Linked DNA regions of Homo sapiens: regions 2 and 3 are each linked to region 1. Evidence: chromatin contacts called from ENCODE Hi-C data. All regions are on one chromosome and are shown on one strand. The core of a region is the stretch at or near the end of the contact, and the rest is flanking DNA. Distances in the headings are between cores, read along the strand shown.

Region 1 (2,609 bases), core at 43-2,542:
AATTTTCCACCTTGTATAACTGCCTTAAATTTTTGTATGGTTTAAAAAGAGTCTGCTGTCTCCCTTGGGGGTAGCCTGGTAATTTTTATATTTTACATTTTTCACAAAGGCTGCAATTACCTTAGAACTGTACTCACACTACTTCCACATGAGCGTGTAACACTAAATAGGAGGTATTATGCTATTAACTACCTTTCCGTCTATTAATCACTCAGTCAAGGAACAATGAGTAGCCACATGAATTAAGCATTTTATTTAATTATCACGGACCACCTTAAATATTACTTTACAAAATTCAGGCCTATATTTAAAATAGGTGTCCTGATAACTTCCAGGATATTATTCGGAACACCCGTTTCCCCAACTACGATAAGTCCATTGCCGGATGCTGAATAAACTTCGCCCATTACCACTTGGATTTCTTGATAGTCTGCAAGAGAAAAAAAGCATTATAAAACTCCGAGCTGTGTACTTACCTCACTGTTTTGAGATCTTATCAGCTAATTCAGTTGGTTGTTAACTCAAACTACAAAAGCCAGCAAAACGGGCCAACTTTAGCTTTCCAACGTCCTGCCGCTAAGGCGTTTCAGATTAACTCAGAAATATCAAAAAAGAAATGTACCTTATGTTTCCATCATCCATCGTAATGTGTTCAGCTCAGCTTCCTAGAAACATTGAACAACGGTTTAGAAATTTTGCCCAATAACCCGGCACCCTCTAGGTTTTTAACAGTGAATGTTACTTGTGCAAGTCAGAATCTGATACCAATTAAATGGTGACAGCTTTGCCAATAAACAAGGATATGCTCTTCCATGGCTAGGAAGGGAGACTGCCACGGCTGACAGGTCCCAAAGATACATGGAGATTCACAATCCAGAATTAACCAGCAACCAAACTGCTACAGGTTATTACTCACCATCTGGCTCAAACTGACGGTTCTCGGGGTGCTAGGGCACAAGAGCGACAGAGTAGACTCAAGATGGCCACATGACACAGACGGCTGAACAGGCTTCACCGGAGTCCCCGAGTGCACGGAACCTTTCCCCGAGGGCCCACGGCCCACGCACGCCGGGGTTCAGGGTCCAGGGCTGCACGTGGACGCCCGGCGACCTAATGAGCACTCAAGTCCGCGCATGCTTGTAAACTTAAGGGTTTCCAAAGCCGCCCCCGACCTACCAATATCCTGACTGCGCTGCCTTTTAGGTAAGGCAGTAAGTTTCGGCCCAATTATCATTTTAACTTACGAAAGACAACTACGTACTTTCACCTAATCCCGACGCTTCCCGAATGTGAAAGGCCGAGGCCTTCGGCACACGCTCTCTTATAGAACTGATGACGCTATTCCGGGGGAAGCGCCGCGAGGGGCGGAGCCTATGCTGTTTCACTCCCCGCCCCGCCTAGCCCCGCCGCGGCTCCACCTGTTCCGTCTACCACCCCCTTCGCGGCTCCTTTCCCCCCTCCCCCGCACATGGTCCACGTCTGAGCGGGTCACCTGGCTCCGGATCCAGACGCATGCGCACATACGAGAGCCAAAAGGTTCTCGCATAGCGAAAGATCCTGACGCTTACCGGTGTAGGTCACGAAAGCGAGGGGGATTTTTTTGGTATTTCCTGTTTAGGATACTTATTTTAGACAATATTAGAAAAAGGGGCCGAACGCGGTGGCTCACGTCTGTGATCCCAGCACTTTGGGAGGCCGAGGCGGGCGGATCACTTGAGGTTAGGAGTTGGAGACCAGCCTGGCTAACATGGCGAAACCCCGTTTCTACTAAAAATACAAAAATTAGCCTGGTGTGGTGGTGAACGCCTGTAGTCCCGGCTACTCGGGAGGTTGAGGTGGGAGAATCTCTTGAGCCCGAGAGGCGGAAGTTATGGTGAGCTGAGATCGCTGGTTAGCATTTTACAAATTACCTAATCACTACTCAAAAACAAGAAAAGTCTGAGAAACTATTATGCCAGAGAAAATGATGCATAATGATTAAATGTAATGTGGTATCCTGGCTGGGATCTCCAGCAGAAAAAGGACATTAATGGAAAACTAGCGAATCTGAACAAAGTGTGGAATTTAGGTAATAGTGCCAATACCGATTTCTTTATTGTGACAGATATACCATGGTATTGTAAGATATTAATGGTAGGGGAAATTGGATGAAGGGGGTGTGGGGACTCCATTTTTGCAAATTTTCTGTAAATGTAAAACAAAGTTTAACTTAAAAAAGCAATTATAACCTTACAGTCTATTATACTTTCATTTTAAGACAAAGTAGTGATTTAGTAGTGGTTTCTATCTACTTTAGTGTGAAATTTGTGGCTGAGATGACAGTATTTCTAAGTTTGACTTGAGATCAAACCCAATGAATTTAGCTGCATTCAAACCAAGGCTTTGAGCCTTTGGATATTCAGGAGAGACAATGTGGTAACAAATAAAAGAATTAAAAATTGGTTGGTAAATGAAGATTGGCTTAAGGATTTTATTTTATGTATTTATTTATTTAGAAACATTCTTGCTCTGTTGCCTAGCCTGGAGTGCAGTGGCATGATCTTGGCTCAGTGCAACCTCCACCTCCTAGGCTCAAGCGAGCCTCCTGCTAGGCGTGTGCCACCACTTGG
Region 2 (2,609 bases), core at 38-2,537, 3.5 Mb before region 1:
CAGATAACAAGTTTCAATCTTAATGTGAGTAATATCATACTCAGCCAAATAAATCATAGGAGATAAAAATTATATGTAAAGTATAATATACACAGAAATAAAACATAAATTGGTACAACTAAAAACACGACAGAAAAAACACCTCTCTTCTTATTACAATGTTTACTATTCCACAGATTGTTTTAAAAATCAGTGACCTTTACCTCTAAAGCAAGTATTTATTGATACAAGATGGCATGAAAACCTGAGATTTCTTAAAGGTTTTCACATGGCATAGTTCACCACCATTATGTGACCAAATAGCCTCACAACTTTCAAATGAATATCTGAAAACCTAATTTTCATGTCACTCAGGAAAAAGAAAGCAGGATGTACACTTAATGACAAGATGCTCAAGATCTCTATATTAGTGTGAGAAACAAATTCCATATGATCACTACTAGTTGTCTATACGATTTATAGAAGTCAGAAAAGAACTATGTGATACGTGACAGAAAATACGTTTATGATTAAAAAGTTCAAGTGTGACCACAAAAGCAAAAAATCTCGCATAAAAAAATACTTATTTTTGTCAGCTAAACAAAGAATACTGTCCAGACTTCTTAGCTGCTTTATAAACAACCAAGTCAATAAGGTCTTTTTTCAAACTTCTCCCTTCCGAATGTGTATCTCATTTAAATCCTGTTACCTTGTTTTTCCAAGTTCCACAATGCAGCATCCGTAATCTGTTCCAAATGAGATCCTGATGTTCCTATAATCATAGGTTTGTCTGCCATCCAGCCGCTGTAAGCACAAATTCATTCATTAATTTATTCCTTCAACAAGTATTTCTTAAGCAACTACTTTTTGTCTGGCCCTGGGCTAAGCACTTGGGGGAAAGTGGAATCCTAACCAGCCCGCCCATACAGGAAAGTGGAAACTACAGCATGGACAACTGCTGCGGTGACTGGAGCCTTGAAAAGAACCTGTCGAAAAAAAATAAATAAAGCCTGAGGGATGGGGTGAACGTGCCGGTCGTTCCCCTAGTAGCTCCCCGGGCCCAGGCGGGCCAGGTATCAGTCCACACCTTGAGACCCGAGCGCCCACGCAGCGCGCAATTCTGCGGGCACCAAACCATACCTTCTTCTCTTCGATGGCACGGAGTAGGAAGCGGCGTTCGCAGTTTGAGAGTGGCGTTTCCTTCATGGTGTTGGGTCACCGGCCCCACAGGCACCAGAATCCGCGGGAAAAACGGAACCCGATCTTTCCTTGCGCGCCGCTGCTCGCCCCGAGGCGCAGGAAAATTACGTCATCAAGGCGCGGCGGCGGAAAAATGGGAAATGGCTTGGGCTGCAGCTACTGCGCAGACTCAAAGCGTGATTGGGGAAGGCCAGCGAGCTGCGAGAAGCCATTGCGGCTTTGGGAGGCCGTTTCTGAACGTGAAGTTCCGTTTCTTTTCTCATAAAGTGCAGAGGAGAAAAGGATACTTAAAATAACCATGAGAGTGATAGAAATTATTATCAGTAGACCGCTCGCACACTTCACCCTTTGCTCAGTCCTCTCACGGGGTGGAGACTAGACATGTACTTCTGCAATTTCACAGATGAGTTGACATTGGTCCCTGGAAAGCCGCAGATGCAGGATTTGGAGCAGATTAAATGAACAAACACTGGAATGAGGCGGCATAAGGGTTGGGGGAGAAAGATAAATTGGTGAAATGGGATGTTTTTGTGGCCAAAGGTGAAATCTTGTGGGATCTGAGAAGTTGATGAGAATGGAGAATGTTCGCACGTAGTAACTAACGATGTTACTACTACTGTGGACTGAAAGTAAATGCACCGTTTATTTCTTATCCCCTCTCCAGTTATTTTAAGTCGATAGACTTTTTTTTACGGTCACAGAGAAGCCTTAGCGGGGCCATGCTGCCAACCACTCAGCTTTTTTGGAGAGGCAGTATCAAATAGTAGTTTTAAAAAGTGTTCACTGCCAGGGTTCAAATTTTAAGGCTATCATTAACTACTATAACCCTGGGCAAGTTAACCTGTGTGCTTCACATTACTCACCGGCAAAAAAAAAACAAAAACAAAAACAAAGCAGGGGAAGTGAGAAACCTATTTATTCTGAGGAATAAAAATGAGTTAATATATACATAAAATGTTTAGAACAGTGCCTGGCATGGAATAAGCACTATTTAAGTGTTTGCATATTATTATTTTGTTTCCTTTTGCTTTAGAGGTGGTAGGCACTGTAACTCCTACGCAGTCTTTCTCTGGCTTCTTTGGTAGCTTCTCACAAGTTTTTTCTACCAGTGATACATTTTAGTCTCACTTTGTACCACTTGCAATCCATGTACTCAATAAATACTTGAAGAGGGCCTACTCTGTCCAAGAATAATTTAAGTGCTGGAGAAACAGGGTAGACAAGATCCTTTCAAGGAATTTATATTCTTTTTGGAAAAGGCAAAAAACCCTAAACAAATAGAACAATTTCATACAGTGTTAAGTGCTCTCTGAGAATAGGAATGCTATCTTAATAGGGGTAGTTGCAGGAACAGGTGACTTTGTAGCGGTGACATTAAAGTAAAGTAAATCTTTGGTGTTGAGCAGGAGCACCCTTGATGCCATCTGGAG
Region 3 (2,609 bases), core at 77-2,576, 3.4 Mb before region 1:
TCTAGTGTCGCAAACTTGTCCTCTTGCCCCCTCTGCCCTGGCACCTTCCCTCCCCACACCAGTAAGTCTGAGAAGGTCCCTGTGTCTTCTACTTTTCCTTTTCCAGCATATGGAGACAAAAGTGATTATATCCCGGATGCTAATCCGCCATGTTGACCTTTAATAACCCCAGTCCCATGAATACCTCCTGATTCCTAGGATTTTTTTTTTAAACTGTCCTTAGCATAAGAACATGTCAACCTTGATGCTATTGCCCACATTGTAGGCTATGAAGCATACGGCATTCTCACCTGTTCCGGAGGGCTGCCTTTAATTGTCTTGCACAGAGCAGTATACTCTTTCCTTACGGTATATAAGGCCAGGGTCTGGGGAGTAACAGTGCAGAAATTTATCTGCTTGCCGCCGCCCAAGGCCACGCTTCTGTCTACCACATCCTCCAATAGCACCCCTATTACCTACAGACTGGATTTGTCTGTCTCGTTCTTTGGTTTCTTGACTCCTTCGCGTTTGGGGGCTGCTTTGCATATAAAGCCCTTTCACAGAACACAGCACCATGCTAGTACAATACGCTGTAGATTCTCCCTCCCTCCCCCTCTCTCTCATATACTCATATATTTTATGTTGAACCAATATGAGGCATTGCTCAAATTTAAGTCATATTAAAGTTCTAGGCTAGTTTTGAAAACAGAAACTGATTGGAAGCAGAGGTTTTCAAATAGCCCACATACGCTACTAGAAGGCTGTACATTTAAGAGAGGGCCATCTAGGAAGCAATAATAGGCATTAAAACAACAACAAAACAACAAAACAAAACAGAAACAAAAACAACTTGGGAAACGGCCCTCCTTTCACGTTTTTTCTATCCCATCGACAAAGGCGCGCTGTCCTTAGCTGCGATGATTTTGTCTCGCCTCCAAAAAGACGCCCACGCACTATGTTGAGCACCCAAGTGAGGCTACGGTTCCTGCGGTCACAGAGGGCAGGGAGGCTCAAGCACCTCCAAAACCCCGAGCCCTGGACAGCTCCCCAGGCCCTTCCCGCGGCGCGAGGACAAGAGGTCTCCGGGGCCCTCGGGGGAGCGGCGCCTCCTCCTGGTTCCAGCAGCTCTGCGGCCGCTCCCCACCCAGGCCCGCGAGACCAGCGGGACAGTCCGCGCCGCGGGAGACCAACTGGGACGAGCCGCGACCCACGCAGGCGCGCTGAGGCCGGGGCAGGGGCGGGCCCGGCTGGCGCGGCCGGCCTGCGGTTGGGGCCCTGGCGGGGGTGGGACGGGCCAAGCCGGGCAGGGCCGGGGTGGGGCCGCTGGCGTTTCCGTTGCTTGGATCAGTCTAGGTGCAGCTGCCGGATCCTTCAGCGTCTGCATCTCGGCGTCGCCCCGCGTACCGTCGCCCGGCTCTCCGCCGCTCTCCCGGGGTTTCGGGGCACTTGGGTCCCACAGTCTGGGTGAGTGGTCGCAGCCCGGGGAGGGGGCTCCTTCTGGAGAGGAGAGCGTGGTCGCGGGGCACTGGATTCGCGCGGACGCTCGGCCGAGAGCTGTCCCGGTAGCTGCGAGAGGGCGGGTCGGCCCCGTGGCGGGGCCCTCCGGGCTGTCTGAGCGCCGCCGGGTCCCCGCGGACCTGCGCTTGGGGAGGGCACGAGTTGCAAATGGCGCGCTAAGCCCGAGGTTTCTTCTCTTTTGCAGTCCTGCTTCACCTTCCCCTGACCTGAGTAGTCGCCATGGCACAGGTAAGGCCGTGCGCCCCCCACTGCGCTGGATTTACCCACAACTTTGTATGCTGCGACGAGGGACTTTTAGGATTTGTCTGAGAGCCAAAAAGTTTAGGAGGAAAGGGAACCTGCTTTGGGGACATCGCTTCCACTTTTCTTGTTCCCCCTTTGCTTCCCTGCCCCCGTTTCTGTGTCCCGGTTCTTCCCGCTGAGCGCCCTCCGGAACCAGCACCGACGCCGCCAAGCTGCCTTCGCGCGCAACAGCTGGTGACGTGGCCGGATTTGTGTGCGCTCCCTTTTCATGAGTGAATGTGTAAAAGTGGGCCTTCCCCAAAATCCAGAGAGTAGCTCAAATTAGAACCGGAGCAAGAACAGCTCATCGTGGTCATGTGAGGCGAACGCATTCCCCCCCCACCCCGCCCCCCGACTTCCTTTATTTTTTTTCCGCAAAGTTTTCTGTATTTTAATACTGTGATTGAGCATTGGCTTTTTCCAGTTGCTCAGCCCAGTTTTACTAAAACTGTAGGACGTAGGCTCTGATTTTTTTTTTAATCCAAAAGATTAAACACAAGCGCTGTTTTTCTTAAGCAATGAACTCGTGGAACGAGTTCTCAATTGAATTTGCCTTGGGACTGTTTCAGAAATTGATAATCTACTACAGGCTTTCTTTACTGTTTTTTTTTTTTCCTTTTTTTTTGAGACGGAGTCTCACTCTGTCGCCCAGGCTGGAGTCCAGTGACGTAGTGATCTCGCTCACTACAACCTCTGCCTCCCGGGTTCAAGCAATTCTCGTGTCTCAGCTTTCCAAGTAGCTGGGATTACAGGCGCCCCACCATGCCCAGCTAATTTTGTATTTTTAGTAGAGGCGGGGTTTCACCATGTTGGCCAGGCTGGTCTCAAAC

What was found. A loop is a pair of places that touch in the nucleus more often than their neighbours do. Pooled maps may share reads with other maps.
Region 2: a loop to region 1 is called in a map of naive thymus-derived CD4-positive, alpha-beta T cell, with 18 times the contacts of the local background. The contact joins the promoter of EXOSC9 here to the promoter of SNHG8 in region 1. A Hi-C loop is called at or near these places in 2 of 168 maps with a recorded cell type or tissue (both naive thymus-derived CD4-positive, alpha-beta T cell), 1 of 37 single-sample maps with no recorded cell type and 10 of 50 pooled maps.
Region 3: a loop to region 1 is called in a pooled map, with 25 times the contacts of the local background. The contact joins the promoter of ANXA5 here to the promoter of SNHG8 in region 1. A Hi-C loop is called at or near these places in 1 of 37 single-sample maps with no recorded cell type and 14 of 50 pooled maps.

What each region holds. Positions count from the first base shown.
Region 1 is chr4:118,277,445-118,280,053 of GRCh38, reverse strand. It overlaps SNHG8 (small nucleolar RNA host gene 8), which reads right to left and starts at 1,292. Exons shown (of 3, transcript NR_034011.1): 1 at 1,262-1,292; 2 at 623-665; 3 at 231-430. SNORA24 (small nucleolar RNA, H/ACA box 24) reads right to left here and starts at 864; the gene lies at 734-864. PRSS12 (serine protease 12) reads left to right here. Exons shown (of 13, transcript NM_003619.4): 13 at 1-16. RefSeq lists a silencer at 1,465-1,514 and an enhancer at 1,585-1,764.
Region 2 is chr4:121,800,001-121,802,609 of GRCh38, reverse strand. EXOSC9 (exosome component 9) reads right to left here and starts at 1,287. Exons shown (of 12, transcript NM_005033.3): 1 at 1,120-1,287; 2 at 689-783. The coding sequence starts at 1,185. RefSeq lists enhancers at 1,217-1,486, 1,295-2,098.
Region 3 is chr4:121,695,697-121,698,305 of GRCh38, reverse strand. ANXA5 (annexin A5) reads left to right here and starts at 1,326. Exons shown (of 13, transcript NM_001154.4): 1 at 1,326-1,443; 2 at 1,682-1,725. The coding sequence starts at 1,717. RefSeq lists a silencer at 958-1,377.